Regions from separate parts of the Mus musculus genome. Here region 2 is linked to region 1. A link is a loop called in an ENCODE intact Hi-C map of the cell type or tissue named here. Cell type or tissue: heart. All regions are shown on one strand.

Region 1 (8,000 bases):
AAAAAAAAAGTGTGTACCTACTTATCTGCATGTGTTTCGTGTTCATGCAGGTGCCTGCGGAGGCCAAAAGAGGGCATCAAATCCTCGAAACTGGAACTATCAGTGGGTGTGAGCGGTCCAATGTAGGTGTTAGGAACTGAACCTGGATCCTTTGCAGGAGCATCAAACACTCTTAATCACTAAGCCATCTCTCCGACCCCATGAGGTCCTGATCTAAAGACCTAATAATGGGATCTGGGCCAGTATGATGCCGGTTCAGTGGATAAGGGAACTTGCCACTAAGCCTGAAAGGCGACTCAGAGTCCTTAAACTCACATCGTAGAAGGAAAGAACTAATCCCAAAAGTTGTCCTCTGACCTCCACGTGCATACACACATGCACATACACATAATAAATATAACAAGAACTTTACATACATAATAATAATCTCCAAAAAGCACAGACTGTGCTGAAGAGGTGGGACCTGGGTTGGAGAGATGGCTCATTGGTTGAGAGTACTTGCTGCTCTTAGAAAGGACCCAGGTTCACTTCAGAGCACCCACACTGGGCGGCCCACAACCTCCTGTAACTCTGGTTCTGTGGGAACCCGATGCCCTCTTCTACCCTCTGTACCCTGTTCTGACCTCTGTGAGCAGGGTATGCACATGGTGTACATGCAAACAAGTAGAAACACACACATGCAAGCGTAAATAAAAATAGGGAAGGAAGGGCAGAGACAACAGCAGAAAGCCACATAGGTCCAGAAGGTTTAACACTGGAGAGTAAGACGGGCATCTATAGCAATGACAATATCCTGGCTGTTTACAAATTACCACTGGGGGAATCTGGGCAAAAATACATACATACATACATACATACATACGTATATACATACATAAAACAAAAAAACCTCTGTATTAGCTTTTATCTTGATAAACTTTCCAATTAGAATTGACTCCTCAGGACTAAATTCAGGTTGTCTGGTTTGGCACTAGGAGCCTTAGCTCACTGAGCCATCTTGCCTGCCCCAGATGGACCTCTTTCTTTTATTATTATTTGTGTGTGTGTTGCATGCACATTTGTGTGTTCATGTATTTGTGTGTGTTGTATGCATATGTGTTGCATGCACATGTGTGTTGTATGCATATATGTTGCCTGTACATGTATGTGTCTATATGCATGTATGTGTGTGTGTGTATGTGTGTGTGTGTGTGTGTGTGTGTGCTGCATGCACACACGTGTGCAGGTGCATGTCCTCTGATCCTGGGATTATAGACACACAAAGCCATATTCAGATTGTACATGGTATTGGGGATTTGAACCCAGGCCTTCATATTTACACAGTAAATGCTCTTACCCACTGAACCCTCTCTCCATCTCCAGATGGACGTTTTGATTTGTGTAAAGTACATTCCTAACCAGCTCCCAACGTCTAGACAGTTCCTTTCATTCATCCCTCTGGATTTACACAATGAACACCTTGCACATGCACCATGGTAGAACACCCCTACAGTGTCATCCAATCGCTCGAACCAAGATTCTGACCCTCCGCACGCACATTCGGAATCCTGCTTACCATGTGCAAGATGAGGATCCAGGCAGAGTGCAGGACATCGGACGTGACCACCTGCCAAGAGCAGGAGAGACAATGGGGCAGAGATGAGCCTGTCAGACTCACAGAACAAACCCCCGAAGGTCTAGAAGTCGTCGACACTATTTGAGTTTCAACGGGAACATGGGCCAGAGGGGCAGCGCGGCTCAGAAGCACTCACAGTGAAGCCAGCTCGGGCACTCAAGTGTTCAGCAGCCACCAGCAGTGCGTTGAGGGTGGCTCCTCCGCTGCCGACTCGAGTCTGGGGATCCTCCACAGCCAGTAACATCGTCCCCGCAGGAATCTGCTCCCGTCTCTGCCTTACCTCCAGCTCTGGGAGCAAAATAAATGTTGGGGGACACGCACAGTCACCACTAGTCTGCCCTGAACCAAATGACTGGAACACTCATTTGATTACTTTGATTTAGCGCTCTCTCTCTCTCTCTCTCTCTCTCTCTCTCAGGGCCAAGGACGTGACGTGTATATCAGGTATCAAGACTAGGAAGAAAGTCTGTGTTTCAACCCAGGTCTACCAGGCCCCCAGTGCAGCAGGGGTCTGGTAAGGAAGAGAAGAGAGAGTTCCTAATATAAAGAAAATGGGGGACGGTGTGTCACCTACCTCTCTGAAAGACCTGGACACTGTCCTTGTACTGGCATGTCAGGATAATGACAGTCCAATTGACTCCCTCTGACTGCTCCATTCTGGCCAAAATGGAGGGGCTTCCTGAAACAGCAATGTATAAGCATACGTGAATGTTTCTGATGGTCATACGTTAGTGTGACTCGTTCTGGTATAATTTTATGAATTCTAACACAAGCATGGGTTCTTTTTTAATTTTATTGTATTTTGTGTGTAAGTGTTTTGCCTGCGTATGTGCATTATAACACATGAGTGCAGTGCCAAGAGCCTTCGGAGGTGAGAGGTGGGTGCCAGTTCCCCTGTGACTGGAGTTACAGATAGCTATCAGTTATCACGTATATCCTGGGAATTGAACTCAAGACCTCTGCAAGAACAGTAGGTGTTCTTAACCAGTGAGCCATCTCTCCAGCCCCTCCTTATCCTTAACTCGGTTCACTGGACTTTTAAAATAAAAAGCATGCCTTTAAGGGCTAGAGAGTTGGCTCAGCAGTTAAGAACACTGGCTGTTCTTCCAGAGGTCCTAAGTTCAATTCCCAGTACACACATGGCAGCTCACAACTGTCTGTAACTCCGGTTCCAGGGGATCTTGATATCTTCACACATACATACATACAGTTAAAACACCAATGCAAATAAAAGAAGAATAAGTTTTTTTTTTTTTTTAAAAAAAGCATGACTTGTAATGTTCCCCTCCGCAAAACAATATGTGGTGCCCGACAGTGGCTGAGTGAATGACACACCTTTCCAAGGTGGCAGTGGAGTAAGAAAGTTTTAGCCTAGCCCTGTTTGGGAGGAAATGAAGGCTCTGAAATAGATTCCAGGTCAAAGACCATAGTGCTGGCTTTAATTGTCACCCTGATATAACATAAGGTCACCTCTGAAGAAAGCTCCTCAGCTGAAGGTCTGCCTCAATCAAATCCCCTTGGGCTTGTCTTTGAGAGGCTGTGGTGATTGATGGCTGATGTAGGGGGCCTACGCCACTGTGTGCGGGCCCCATCCCGAGGCATCTAAGAGAGCCCCTGGGTCATATAAGAAAGGGCTGAGCAAGCAAGAAAGCAAACCAGTAAGCAGCATGTCTCCACGATTCCTGCTCCAAATACCTGCCTGGGGTTCCTGACCGGGAAGTATAAAACATATACCCTCCCTTCTCCCCGCCAGGTTGCTTTTGGTAGTTTTATCACAGCGATAGAAAAGCAAATTTAGACAACTCTGAATAATATGGGGTTGCTGGGTGAGGGTAGGGGAAGATCTGGAAAAGTCTCAAGAAGTCAAGCAAGGCTATGGAGTTTTCCCAGTCAGATCAGCCAGGAGAGTAACTAACACTTAAGGAGTGTTTCTCAGGCACCTAGCCAACGGCATTGTAGTGACAGCTCACAGGAGCCATTCACCAGTCCTAATAGGTGATCTTATCACACCACAGGCATAAAGGAAGCCTGGCTTAAAGAATAAGCAGGCTGCCTAAGGTCAGGTAGAGCTAGCATAAATAGCTGGGTGTGTCCCCGTGTCTATGTTCTCAGTCACAGGGAGGAATGGTCCTGGGTTGTCACACGTGGCATTTGCACAGTGATCTTAGAATACAGAGAAGAAATTATAGCAGCACTCTGCCCATTTTCACAGAGCTTCATTTGCTCAATCCAAGTTGGAGTTTTGAGGACTGGAACTTTTTATGTCTTTTTTTTTTTTTTTTCTTTTCTTTTTTAGTTACGACATAGTCCTACAAAGCAAACCTGGCTAAAAGCTTACACCAATTCATCTAGTCAAGGATTTTTGGTTGGTTGATTTTTTTTTTAGTTCTGTTTGCTTTCCAGTGCTAGGAAACCTCAGGAAAATTGCAGGAGAGTGAGCATACCCAGGGATGATAAAATAAGGCCCCTTATGCATACACGCACGCACACTCCAAGTACATATTTTTAAGACAGGCTCATATTATGCAGCCTTAGTTGGCCTCAAACTTTCCATCTTCTTGCCTCCACTTCCCAATACTAGGTTTACAGGCCTGGGCCACTATGCCAGCTCATAATCTGCTCATTGAACAAAGATGGTATAGGTAGGGACTACGCACATTTCAGCATTTTAAAAACTTTAAAAGTTGAATGTATGTGTGTGTGTGAGTGAGTGAGAGAGAGAGAGAGAGAGAGAGAGAGGGAGAGAGAGAGAGAGAGAGAGAGAGAGAGAGAGAGAGAGAGAGAGGCAGGCCCAGGAGACTCTAATTTGCAGCTTTTTGAAGAACAAGAGGCAGAAAGAAGTTGGCTGGAAGTAAAACCAGATAGTAAACAATACGTTCATACAATGTGTACCCAGTGGGGTAAACTGAGGCAGGAAAACGACTCAAATCAAAATCAGAGCAGCGCTGGCATCTAGAGCTCCCTGGCTCAAGGGAATGTCGCTCGGTGTGCCAGGTGTCCGCAAGTCGTGGGGGTTCCCTCTGAAAACCCAGATCAAGAGAAGACTGCACTACAGAGGTCCCCTGCAGCTAACTAGCGCTGGGGGCGACGGCAGAGATCTGGGAAACCCGCAGGAAGGCGCCCCAAACTACAGTGGAACTGAAGACCCCGCGGACCCACATACCTGCGTCCGCCCAGCGCTCGCAGAGCCGGCTCTTTAACGCGGCTGCGCATGCAGCGCGGCGCACCCTGGGAAATGGAGTTCATTCGGCCTCCCGCCAGAGTCCTCAGAACCTACTCGCAGCCCCGCCTTACTGAAAGGACAAAGTTCTCAAACTTACAAGGAGTGCTAAATATACAAATTTCCAGAGAGAACAGGTGTCTTAAAGACACTGGCCAACTGTTTCTTTGTTTGTTTGTTTGTTTGTTTGTTTGTTTGTTTGTTTGTTGTGACTCGGGTACAAGGTAAAAGTATATTTTGATTGTTTTGTTTTGTTTTGTTTTGACAGGGTTTCTCTTTGTAGCCCTCACTGTCCAGGAACTCATTTGCCTTCCTCTGCCTATTGAGTGTGTGTGCAACCATCGCCTGGCTGTAATTTTGACCTTTTAAAATACTTTTTATTAAAGCTAAGTCTTTCTTAACTATTGATTAATTGAATGATTGATTGATTGATTGATTGAATATGAGTACACTGTAGCTGTCTTCATGCACACCAGAAGAGGGCATCGAATCCCATAACAGATGGTTGTGAGCCATCCCGTGGTGGCTGGGCATTGAACTCAGAACCTCTGGAAGAACTTAACTGCTGAGCCATCTCTCCAATCCCTTTATTTTGACCTTTTAAAAAGGATGGGGGTTTTGGGGTTTGTTTGTTTTTTTCTGTTTTTTGTTTTCTGTTTGGTTTTTCGAGACAAGGTTTCTCTGTATAGCCCTGGCTGTCCTGGAACTCATGCTGTAGACCAGGCTGGCCTCGAACTCAGAAATCCACCTGCCTCTGCCTCCCAAGTGCTGGAATTAAAAGCATGTGCCACCACAGCCCGCTTAAGAAGGATTTTTAAAAAGTTATTATTTTAGGGACTGGAGAGATAGCTCCACTAGTTAAGAGCACTCACTGCACTTCCAGAGGACCAGGCAGATCACAACATCCTCACACAGACATAAACCACCAATGCAGGCAAAACACCAATGCATATGAAAATAAAAATGAATAATTATGAAAATGACTTTGCTTTTATTATTACCGTCAATGCCATCATTTTATGTGCCTGAGTGTTTTGCCTGCATGTGTGTCTGCACCTCGTGCATTCCAGAAGAGGTTGCCAGCAGGTATTGGATTCCCAGAAGTTAGAATTAAAGACCATTGTGACCACCATGTGGGTGCTGGGAATCAAACCCAAGTCCTCTAGAAGAGCAGCCACCTGCTGATCCATCTCTCCACCTGTTTTTTGGTTGTTTTGTTTTGTTTTATTTTTTATTTTTTTTAGATAGGATCTTCCTATGTAGCCCAGGCTGGCCCTCATTCAAACTCCTCCTACTTCAGTCTCCAGAGTGCTAGGATTGTACGAACTCACCACCATATCCTTCAGATTTTTTTTTTTTTTTTAAGACAGGGTTTCTCTGTGTAGCCTTGGCTGTCCTGGAACTCACTCCAGAGACCAAGCTGACTTCAAACTCAGAGATTCACCTGCCTCTGCTTCCCCAAGGCTGGGATTAAAGGCGTGTGCCACCATGACCCAATTTCTTCAGATTCTCTTTTCTTTCCCTTCTTCTTTTCTCTTAACATTTTTATTTCTTTCCCCTGGCAGAAGCCCAAAGCCACTATTTTCCTCAGGAGCTGTGAAGAAGCAGAGGCTGGCTCGCCATTGTTGCTGAGGAGGGAACATAGGCAGCTAGAATTGCATTGACAGGAAACGTCCCTGTTTTTCTCAGGTGGATCCTTCTGGAAGAAACTTCCAACTCTACAGTGGAAAACTTTGCAGCAAAGCTTTGCAAAAGCTGTGCGTGACAGCATTGTTTGCCATAACCCAGAACTGGAAATCACTTCAGCATCCCTGTTTAGGGTTTTATGTTTTATGGAGGTTTTAATTAGAATATGGTTGATATATTTGCACAGTAATGAACTTCCTTCGTGACCTTCTCTAAGGCTGGATGGGGTGGCACAGGCCTGGAATCCCAGCTCTCGGGTGGTAGGGGGATCGGGAATTCAAAGTTATCCTCCCCTGCATAGCCCAGGTAAAGGTGGGAAAAGAGAACAAACTCAAAATTGCCTCGCTGGCTTTTGGCCTTGCTCTGGCCCAGCACTTCCTCACCATGCACCCTTTCTTCTCTTTTGGAATAGTAACATATATTTTGTGCCATTGTATGTTGGAATTGTGCGATTTGCTCTTTGACTTTGATGTTACAGGGGCTTGTGGTTAAGAGAAGGTCTTGAGGGGCTGGGGAGATGGCTCAGTGGGTAAGAGCTTTGACTGCTCTTCTGAAGGTCTTGATTTCAAATCCCAACAACCACATGGTGGCTCACAACCACCCGTAATGAGATCTAACACCCTCTTCTGGTGTGTCTGAAGTCAGCTACAGTGTACTTATGTATAATAGTAAATACATAAATCTTTGGGTCGGAATAAGTAGCGACTGAGCGAGTGGGGCCAACCGGGGCGAGCAGGGTTGACCAGAGCAATTAGAGGTCCTAAAAATTTAATTCCCAACAACCACATGAAGGCTCACAACCATCTGTACAGCTACAGTGTACTCATATACATAAAATAAATAAATAAATCTGAGAGAGAGAGGTGGCCATGACTCTCAGAAAAGATTTGGACTTTAAGCAGTGTTGAGACTGTAAAAGATTACTGGTGGTTTTAAAGTTGGATTTAATGCATCTTGCGTTATGATATGGCTACGAGTCTTTAGGGCCCAGGAAGTGGAATATGGTGGGCTGAATGAGAATGTCCCCTATAGATTCATATATGTGAATGCTATATAGTCACTAGCTGTTTGGAAGGATTAGAAGGATTCGGAGGTGTGGTCTTGTTGGAGGAAGTGTGTCACTGGGTGGGCTTTGAGGTTTCAAAAGCCCAAGCCAGGTCTGTTCTTACTCCCTTTGCTTGGAGATCAGGATGTAGAGCTCTCAGCTCCAGGGCCATGGCTGCCTGAGAGCCATCATGCTCCCTGCCATAATGATAGTGAACTAAGCCTCTGAAAGAGTAAAGCAAGCTCCCAATTAAATGCTTTCCTTTATCAAAGTTGCCTTTGCACAGCCGTAGAACCGTGACTAGAACAGAACACACAGACATGAAATTAAAAATATTTTTACATCCTGCATCACGGGAGGTGGAGACTGAATCAGCAGTTCTAGTGCAGCCATGGTTACAGCCTGGATCTGAGACTCTCCTCCGGAAAGAAGGA
Region 2 (8,000 bases), 68 kb after region 1:
CTTCATTCCAATATTTTCATATGTGCATATAATTAGTTTTGATCGTACTCACCCACCCACCATTGACTTCTCTTCTTCCTCCTCCCAAGTAGGCTGCTTTCAAACCTTTTTTCCCCCTAAAATTGGATAGTCACAGCTCTTTGATCTTCAGGGCTTGGTCTATCTGTCTCTTGTATTGGGTGGTGGTGGTGCACGCCTTTAATCCCAGCACTCAGGAGGCAGAGGCAGGCGGATTTATGAGTTACAGGTCAGCCTGGTCTACAGAGTGAGCTCTGGGTCAGCCAGGACCACACAGAGAAACCCTGACTCAAAAACAAATAAACAAAAACGACGACAACAGATAAAGTTTGCTGCTTAGGTCCTCAGAAGCCTAAATCTGGATTCCAGCATCGGTCCAGCTTGGTAACACCAGCCGAATTCTTCCATGTCCTTCGTGCCCTTTCCATCCACAGGCAACTGAGATGTTGGGAGAGGAGCAGGAGGAAAATAGCAAGAGGTGCTCTGTGGCATAGGAAGTCTACACCCATTCCTGAGATTGGTGCCAGCTACTCTGATTCGATGTTTGTACAGTTTCATAGAGCTGGCCTGAAAGCTAGGGGGGCGCATGGAGACTGTCCCTCCCTCCCGGATCCCTGTGCCATAGTGAAGGAGCAGAGCTTCTGGTCACCCTACTGTGGTAGGAATGCTGCAATGTCCTCTTAAACAGCAAGAAGCAAGACCAACAGGCTCGTGCTTAGAGCCTGTGATGTAAGATGTTTACCAAAATGGGAGGCTTGTCTTGGCACACGGGTACATCTCTGTGATCCCAGCACTTGGGAGGCGGAAGCAGGAGGTCAGGAGTTCAAAGCCGATGTTTGATACACAGCAAATGTAAGGCCAGTCTGGGCTGTATGAGATCCTGTCTCAAAGAGGAATCGGGGTACTTTCCATCCTTAGGATATTTCACTGAATAGAGCTGGGTTTGTTACCAACATGTAACACTTACTCCATCCTGGTACCTAAGTGGTATTCGGTGGGTGAATGTACAGATTGTACCCCCAGTTCTTTGATTAACAGAATAGTCTTTATCTTTACTTAAGCAACCATTGCTGAGCCAAAGTGTACGTCATTTTATTTCTTTTCCTTTTTTTTTTTTTTAAGACAGGTGTTACGTTACGCTGTAGTGCAGGATGGCCTCAAATGTGTGGCAATCCTCCTGCCTCAGCTTCTTGAAAGCTAGAACTTTATGGGCATTAGCCGTCATGTCCAACTTCCTTTTTTATTTTTGGTGAGTGCCAAATTATCCTGTAAAACCCGCACACCACGTTTCATGGTAGTTCCTTCTCACACCTCTCTCTCTCTCTCTCTCTCTCTCCCTCTCTCTCTAGGATGAATCAGGCACCGACTGTGGGCTTTGAGAAGGATGTTGGCAGCCGAACAACTCACCATTTCATGTACCCAGAGAGTGCCAAGAACCTGCCTGCCAATGTCAGCTTCGTGCTGGTCCCCTTCAAGGCCCTGGACCTAATGTGGATTGCCAGCGCCCTCTCCACAGGACAGATCCGATTGTGAGCCTCTTTGCTGGCTGAGTAGCACACGGGTGTCAGGAGTTCTATGGGAGGGCTTGTCTCTGAGTTCAAAAGGTTCTCTAATTGAATTAGTGCGAAGTAGGAGCTCAAAAATGGAGTTGATTCTATGTCACTTCCCTTGTGGTGCAGCTCAGGGTACAGCTCTGGGCTGTGGGGTTTTTTTTCTCTGGTAACTGTCTTTGAGATGGCAGTTCTATCACAGCTGGCAACCCTGACAATTCATTTCACTGAGGGTTTGTTGTTGTTCTTTTTTAAGATTTATGTATGTATTGTATGTATATGAGTACTCAGTCTTAATGCAACCCAGAAGAGGGCATCAGATCCCATTACTGATGGTTGTGAGCCACCATGTGGTTGCTGGGAATTGAACTCAGGACCTCTGGAAGAGCAGCCAGTGTTCTTAACCACTGAGCCATCTCTCCATCCCTGGTTGCCTTTTCTATTTATTGCTGTTTGTTTGTTTTATTTCTGAGACAAGCTCTTGATAAGCTGCTGAAACTGGCCTTAAATTTTCTCTGCAGCTGAAGCAGGCCTTGAACTTGTGATCCTCATGTCTCAGCTCCCCTACTGACTGGGATCACAGGTCTGTGTCACAAGGCCTGGTTTACCAAAAGTTTGTCAGGTTTTGTTGGCTTACATTTAAAAAAAAAAGCATTTATGTGAATGTGACTGAGTGTATATATGTGCACTGTATGTGTGCAAGAGCCCAAGGAGGTTGGAAGAGGACATCGGATTCTCAGGAACTGGGGTTATACAGGTGTTTGTGAGCTTCCATGTGGGTGCTGAGAACTAAATCTGATTCCTCTGCAAGAGCAGCAAATGCTGGTAACCACTGAACCATCTCCCCAGCTTTATTTGATTTGTTTTGTTTTTGTTTTTTTTTCTTCGAGACAGGGTTTCTCTGTATAGCCCTGGCTGTCCTGGAACTCACTTTGTAGACCAGGCTGGCCTTGAACTCAGAGATCCACCTGCCTCTGCCTCCCAAGTGCTGGGATTAAAGTAAAAAAAAATTTTTTTTAAAGTAGTAAGAAGGCCAAAAGTGGTTTAGCAATGGCTTACTCCTTATGCCTTGCTCAGTCTACTTTCTTATAGAAGCCAGAGCCACCGGCCTAGGGGTGGCTCCACCTACAATGGACTGGACCCTCCTATCAGTCACTAATTAAGAAAATGCCTCACAGCTAGATCTTATGGAGGCATCTTCTTAATTGAGGTTCTCCCCTCTCAGATGCCGCTAGCTTGCGTCAGGTTGACATAAAAAGTAGGCACACACACACACACACACACACACACACACACACACACACACACGGCGAGTTTGAGATCAGCTATTCCAAATGCTGAGTTTCCCAACAGAGAGCTTAGGGGAGAAAGGGTGAAACTGCAAGTTCCTAGGCTTGACTAGAGGATCCCAATTTTATCCCGAAAGCCACTGAAGGTTTTTATCATGGCCCTGCAGTGGCGAACATGCAACGGGAATAGGTCAGTCTAGAAATTGTGAGGGTGTCACTATTTGGTCATCAGGAGCAAATGTGTTGCCATCTGAAAGGTTTTTTTTCCTGTTTTCTTGCAGCACCTATGCCCCAGTGAAGTCCTTCCTTCGAGTGGACAAAGAGAAGGTAAGTTCTCTACCCCCTGTCTTTTGACTCTCACCACCATGGAAATTATGCTGGCTTATTCAAGCGATGCCAAGAGAGTGAGTGAGTTTTAGGATGGCCAGAGCTACCCAAGAGAAATCCTGTCCTGGGGGTGCAGGGGGAGGGGGCAGGTGTGGGATCTGCATCTGCTGGTATGCCTGACCCCTACAATGAACACAAGAACCTAGGAATACCCATGTGCTGCATTCCCGAGGAACTGCTAGAAGCTGTTCAGAGCCTGGCCCAAATCTCCAGACCTCCAAGCCCTTCATGTACCTTTCTCTCCTTGCAGGTCCAGATTTACAACCCAGCCTTCTTCAAGTACATTCACGACAGGTGGACCGAGCACCACGGGCGCTACCCTTCCACAGGAATGCTGGTGCTCTTCTTTGCACTACATGTGTGTGATGAGGTAGGCAGTCGGTGTTGTCTAGAGCAGAATTAGGAGAACCATAAACAGAGGAAACAGCCCTTTCCCCATCTTAGCTGTGGTTCCCGGGAAGTAGTTTTTGTAAACAGAAACCATGTTTTTTCATATCTGTTATTCCTATAAACAATATTTTTGCATTTCCCATCGTCATTACCTTTTAAGATTTACTAACAAAACTACTTCATTTAAAAGGCACATTTTTAGCAGGGTCATGGTGGCACCTGTAATCAGATACGGAGAGTTTGAGACAGGAGCAGCGTTTGAGGCCAACCTGGGCTACATAAGACCCAGTCGTGAAAAAGCGAAACACAAATGAGAAAGAGACAGAAGTCCCCTCTGAGTCAGTGCCCTTATGTCAGGCCTGGGTGTCCCCAACCACGCCCCCGACTCCCAGTGACCCCTGTGCCACCCTCCTCACAGGTGAACGTGTATGGGTTCGGGGCCGACAGTCGAGGCAACTGGCACCACTACTGGGAGAACAACCGGTACGCGGGCGAGTTCCGGAAGACAGGCGTGCATGACGCCGACTTCGAAGCCCACATCATCGACATGCTGGCCAAGGCCAGCAAGATCGAGGTCTACCGAGGGAACTGAGCGGCCCTGAGCGCCTTCAGAACCAGTCACTTCTGGGTCCGGCAAGCGCCGGTTGCAGCCCACCAATCAGACTGCGCCGTCCCCAGCAACCAATCAGTGCTGCAGTTGGGAGGAGCTTCTTTCTTAGCCAATCACGCAACTCAAGGAGAATTTCCGGCGCCGCCGTCTCCACCAATCATGGCCTTGGGAGGCGGCGGGCCTCGACCCCCTCCCCTAAACCTGCTTTGGATAAGAATTTTGATGCTTTTTAAGAGGCGGGTCTGGGGCTGGGCAGGAGCGCCTTGAACTGCTCATTTCCAGCTTAGGCCGGGTGGGTGAGTGAAGCCATCCAAAGAAATGTGGTTCCGGTGAGACACTCTCCAGGGCTTTCCGTGGCGCACCAGGTAGTAGGGGGTTGAATTCACCCCCTGTTGGGTTGATCTCCCTAGGGCCTCACTAGTGTCAGGAACGGGTAGGAAGCTTCACCGGGTCACATGCAAGGTGCTTCTCTCACATGTGCCCTCACTCCTGTCTCCTACCACCTTCTCAGCGTCTGTCCTTAGGTCCTGGGCCTCCTCTCCAGCTCACCTGTTGATTCGGAGACAAAGTGAGACCACCCTGACTCGGCTGCTTTTGCTCTCCCACACGTGACCCGTGTCTTTAGCCCTAAGGCGCGAGAGAGCAACACGGTTGGACAGTTGGCTGGAAAGGAGATCCCTGAGCATGTACCGTTTTCTTTCATTGTCACCCCAAAGAGGAGCAGGCAGCCTCTTGCTTGGGGGTAGGATTTGCTTTGGACTCATGCTTTAGTTACCCTCAAGCTGCCAGGGATGGCGATCCAACCAAGATTGCTTGACAATTGTTTGCGGGGCCTCGCGCAGATGGCTCGGAGCTTTGCTGGGGAGGAGCGGATTGGTGGCTGCCCTGCATGCCTCCTCCTGTCCGCACCTTTACCCTGCTTACTCGCCTGTTCTAACCTACTCTCCAGCTCCAGAAGGGCCGCTCAGTCAAGAATCAGGGGTTACAACTGGAAGCTACTTGCATGACTTGGTCACAGTTGAGGTTCACTGGGAGAAAGGGCTTCAGTGAATGTCTCAGGCCGCAGAAAACACGTCCCTGCTGCAGCGTCCACATAAATATTTCCCATTCTTAATGAGTTCACATTACCAAGCAGCCTGGTTGGGGGACAGTCACACATAAGGGAGAGTGTTAAGAGGTTTGGGATGAGGCAACAACCCTAAAAACTAATACATGGAGAACTTTGCTCGAGTCTGTTCCTTCCCAGTTTCAAAAGCACGGGTGGAGGAAAAAAAAAAAGGGAGGGGCGTATAGCAGAACCTCTCAGGGCTCGAACCATCGCACATAGTCACCGTTCCAGTTTTTGCCTGTCTCATCTCTGCTCTCAAGCTGCTGTGATGAGAAACGGGAAAGCAATGCAATTATGCCAAACAGTATTGAGAAGAGTAATTTATTTTTCTTCCCTTTGTTTTGTTTAAATCATGAATCCCCATTCTAGAAAAGGTAGGTCCCAGAATCTACATCTTTTTCTTCTAGAGTTATTTAAACATTCAACTTTCCCTTCCGTTTCTTTCCCTGAATTAAAAAGAACAAAGCCCATAGAGTCACTCATCTGTTCTGAACTGCACCATCCTAGGTGTCTAAGGAGGTAAGGGTGTTTGGGAGAACAACACAACTCTGATACCCTCTTACGGCTGAGGAGTCTAGTTCATGGGCTCTGTTCACTGAAGTCCCCCCTAAGGACTCTGAGTATTATGGTTTAAAAAAAAAAATCAACTTATTATGTCAGGCATGGTGGCATGTGCCCTTAATCCTAGCAGTTGAGAGGCTGAGGGGCAGGAAAAGAAGTTAAAGGCTAGCCTCAGCTACATGGTAACTTTCAAACTAACCTGGGCTACATGAGACCTTTCTTAAGGGGGAAAAAAAGGAGCAAAAAATCTCTAGTGAGTTCTCTCACGAGTTCTGACATTTTTCTGCTTAGCCCAATCGTGCTGTGTGGCCCACAGCTTGTTGCCAGTACAAAGTGCTATGCAAAGGAAGAGTTCTCTGGGAGAGCTGCGGAGGGCAGATAGTGCCTCTCTGAGTTTTGCCTGTCACTAAGGATAAATGCTTAAACTTCAGTAGGGTAACTGGAAAACAGGGGGGAATGTTGGGTCTGCACCTTAAACTACTCACTAAAATAGGTCGTATGGATCTTAGAACTAAATTAAAAAAAAAAAAAAACCAAACCCACAGGTAGTAAGTAGTACTTCTTGTCTTTTCAAGACAAGGTTTCTCTGTGTAGCCCAGGCTGGTCTGGAACTCAGAAATCCTCCTGCCTCTGCCTCCCAAGTGTCGGGACTACAGGTGTGCATCATCACAGTACAGATGGATTACCTTCCCCCACCCCAGCTGCTGTGATTCATCCCTGCAGTCTTAGCGAGGCTGAGGAGGTACACTAAACTAGTGTTGATTTTCTGAGAGAGCAGCTGTCTTGTACCTATGCTCTGTAGACCAGGCTGGTCTCAAATTCCTAGGAGATCCATCAGCTCTGCCTCGTGGGTTCCAGGGTATATGCTATTTAACAAAAAAAACTGACAGACATCAGATACATAAGTTTTGTCCTCTGGTCGTTTAACTCTTCTGTGATTATGGTTTCTGAGACTGGGGCAGGGCTGTTCTGTTAAAATAGATAGGAGACCAATGTGGAAGGCAGCATGTAGAGTTTTATGTTCATAAAACCTATCAGGATTGCACGAGGGTAGCTGGGTAGAAACAGCAATGGTCTGGGATGAGCTGTTTTTACTCCATTCTTAGACCAGAGATGGCCTGCCATGTGGCTTTAATTTTGCTTTTTTGAGACAGGGTTTCGCTTTGCAGACTAGGCTGGCCTCAAAACCAGAGGCCTTTCTGCCTTTGCTCTGAAAGTGCTGGAGTGTGCCATCCCACCCCCTCCCTTTTTCTTTTTCTTAGAGATTTATTTATATGTAGGTACACTGTAACTGTCATCAGACACACCAGAAGAGGGTATGTCATTACAGATGGTGGTGAGCCACCATGTGGTTGCTGGGAATTGAACTCAGGACCTTCAGAAGAGCAGTCACTGCTCTTAACCATTTAAAAGGGAGGGGGGCTGGGGCCATCTCAGTAGCCCCCACCCCCCTCCCTTTTAAAACTTTACATGTGTTGGTGTTTTGCCTGCATGTGTCAGATCCCCTGAAACTGAAGTTACAGTTCTGGGCTGCCATGTGAGTGCTGGGACTTGACCCCAGACCCTCTGGAAGAGCAACTACTGGTGTCAGGCACTGAGCTCTCTCCAGCCCTTTCTGCCTTGTTTTTAAGAGATGTTCACTTTCAGTGTCACCATTTAGGTGAGTGCAGGTAGTAACTATTGCTCCATCTTGTTTTGTGCCTTCTCACTTCTCTTGCCCTTCTTTGAAACTTCCCCACAGCACTCAAACACCTGCACACTCACAGGCAAACCTTGATGTCTTCTGCACTACCCATTCTAGGCAGACCGTGATTTTCAATCTCATACCTGCTCTCCCGTGTTCACCATCATTCAAGGGCTGAAACTCTAGCCTACATACACATCTATCTGGTACTTCTCTTCTGTGGAACCAAAATATTTCAGATCCAAAAGAGTCTAAACATGTTTTGTTTGATCTTTGTCCTTTCCTATTGTTGTATAGGCTAAATCCCTGAATTCTGGGCTCAGTTGATATTTATTTCACTGTCGAGGTTCACAGGTGAGCACCAATACAACATCTTAAGATCTAAATGAACATAAAAATGACT

The links. Hi-C counts contacts between places; a loop is a spot of excess contacts. Peaks named below come from ENCODE experiments on the same cell type or tissue, not always from the same donor. Only the 100,000 strongest peaks of a DNase experiment are listed, where the experiment ranks them.
Region 2: a loop joins it to region 1, with 2.9 times the contacts of the local background. A loop is called at or near these places in 14 of 42 quality-filtered maps.

The regions. Positions count from the first base shown.
Region 1 is chr8:110,897,644-110,905,643 of GRCm38, forward strand. It overlaps Fcsk (fucose kinase), which reads right to left and starts at 4,845. Exons shown (of 24, transcript NM_172283.3): 1 at 4,779-4,845; 2 at 2,190-2,294; 3 at 1,752-1,903; 4 at 1,556-1,606. The coding sequence starts at 2,271. In heart, no CTCF peak of the experiment used is centred here; a DNase peak (open chromatin) is centred at 4,818; H3K4me3 peaks cover 1,246 bases; H3K27ac peaks cover 874 bases.
Region 2 is chr8:110,966,050-110,974,049 of GRCm38, forward strand. It overlaps St3gal2 (ST3 beta-galactoside alpha-2,3-sialyltransferase 2), which reads left to right. Exons shown (of 7, transcript NM_009179.3): 4 at 1,368-1,547; 5 at 3,139-3,184; 6 at 3,495-3,614; 7 at 4,053-6,448. The coding sequence ends at 4,226. Among named protein-coding and RNA genes, the nearest start is that of Gm51551, 20 kb to the right of the region's middle. In heart, no CTCF peak of the experiment used is centred here; DNase peaks (open chromatin) are centred at 752, 1,462 and 4,332; H3K4me3 peaks cover 1,471 bases; H3K27ac peaks cover 1,968 bases.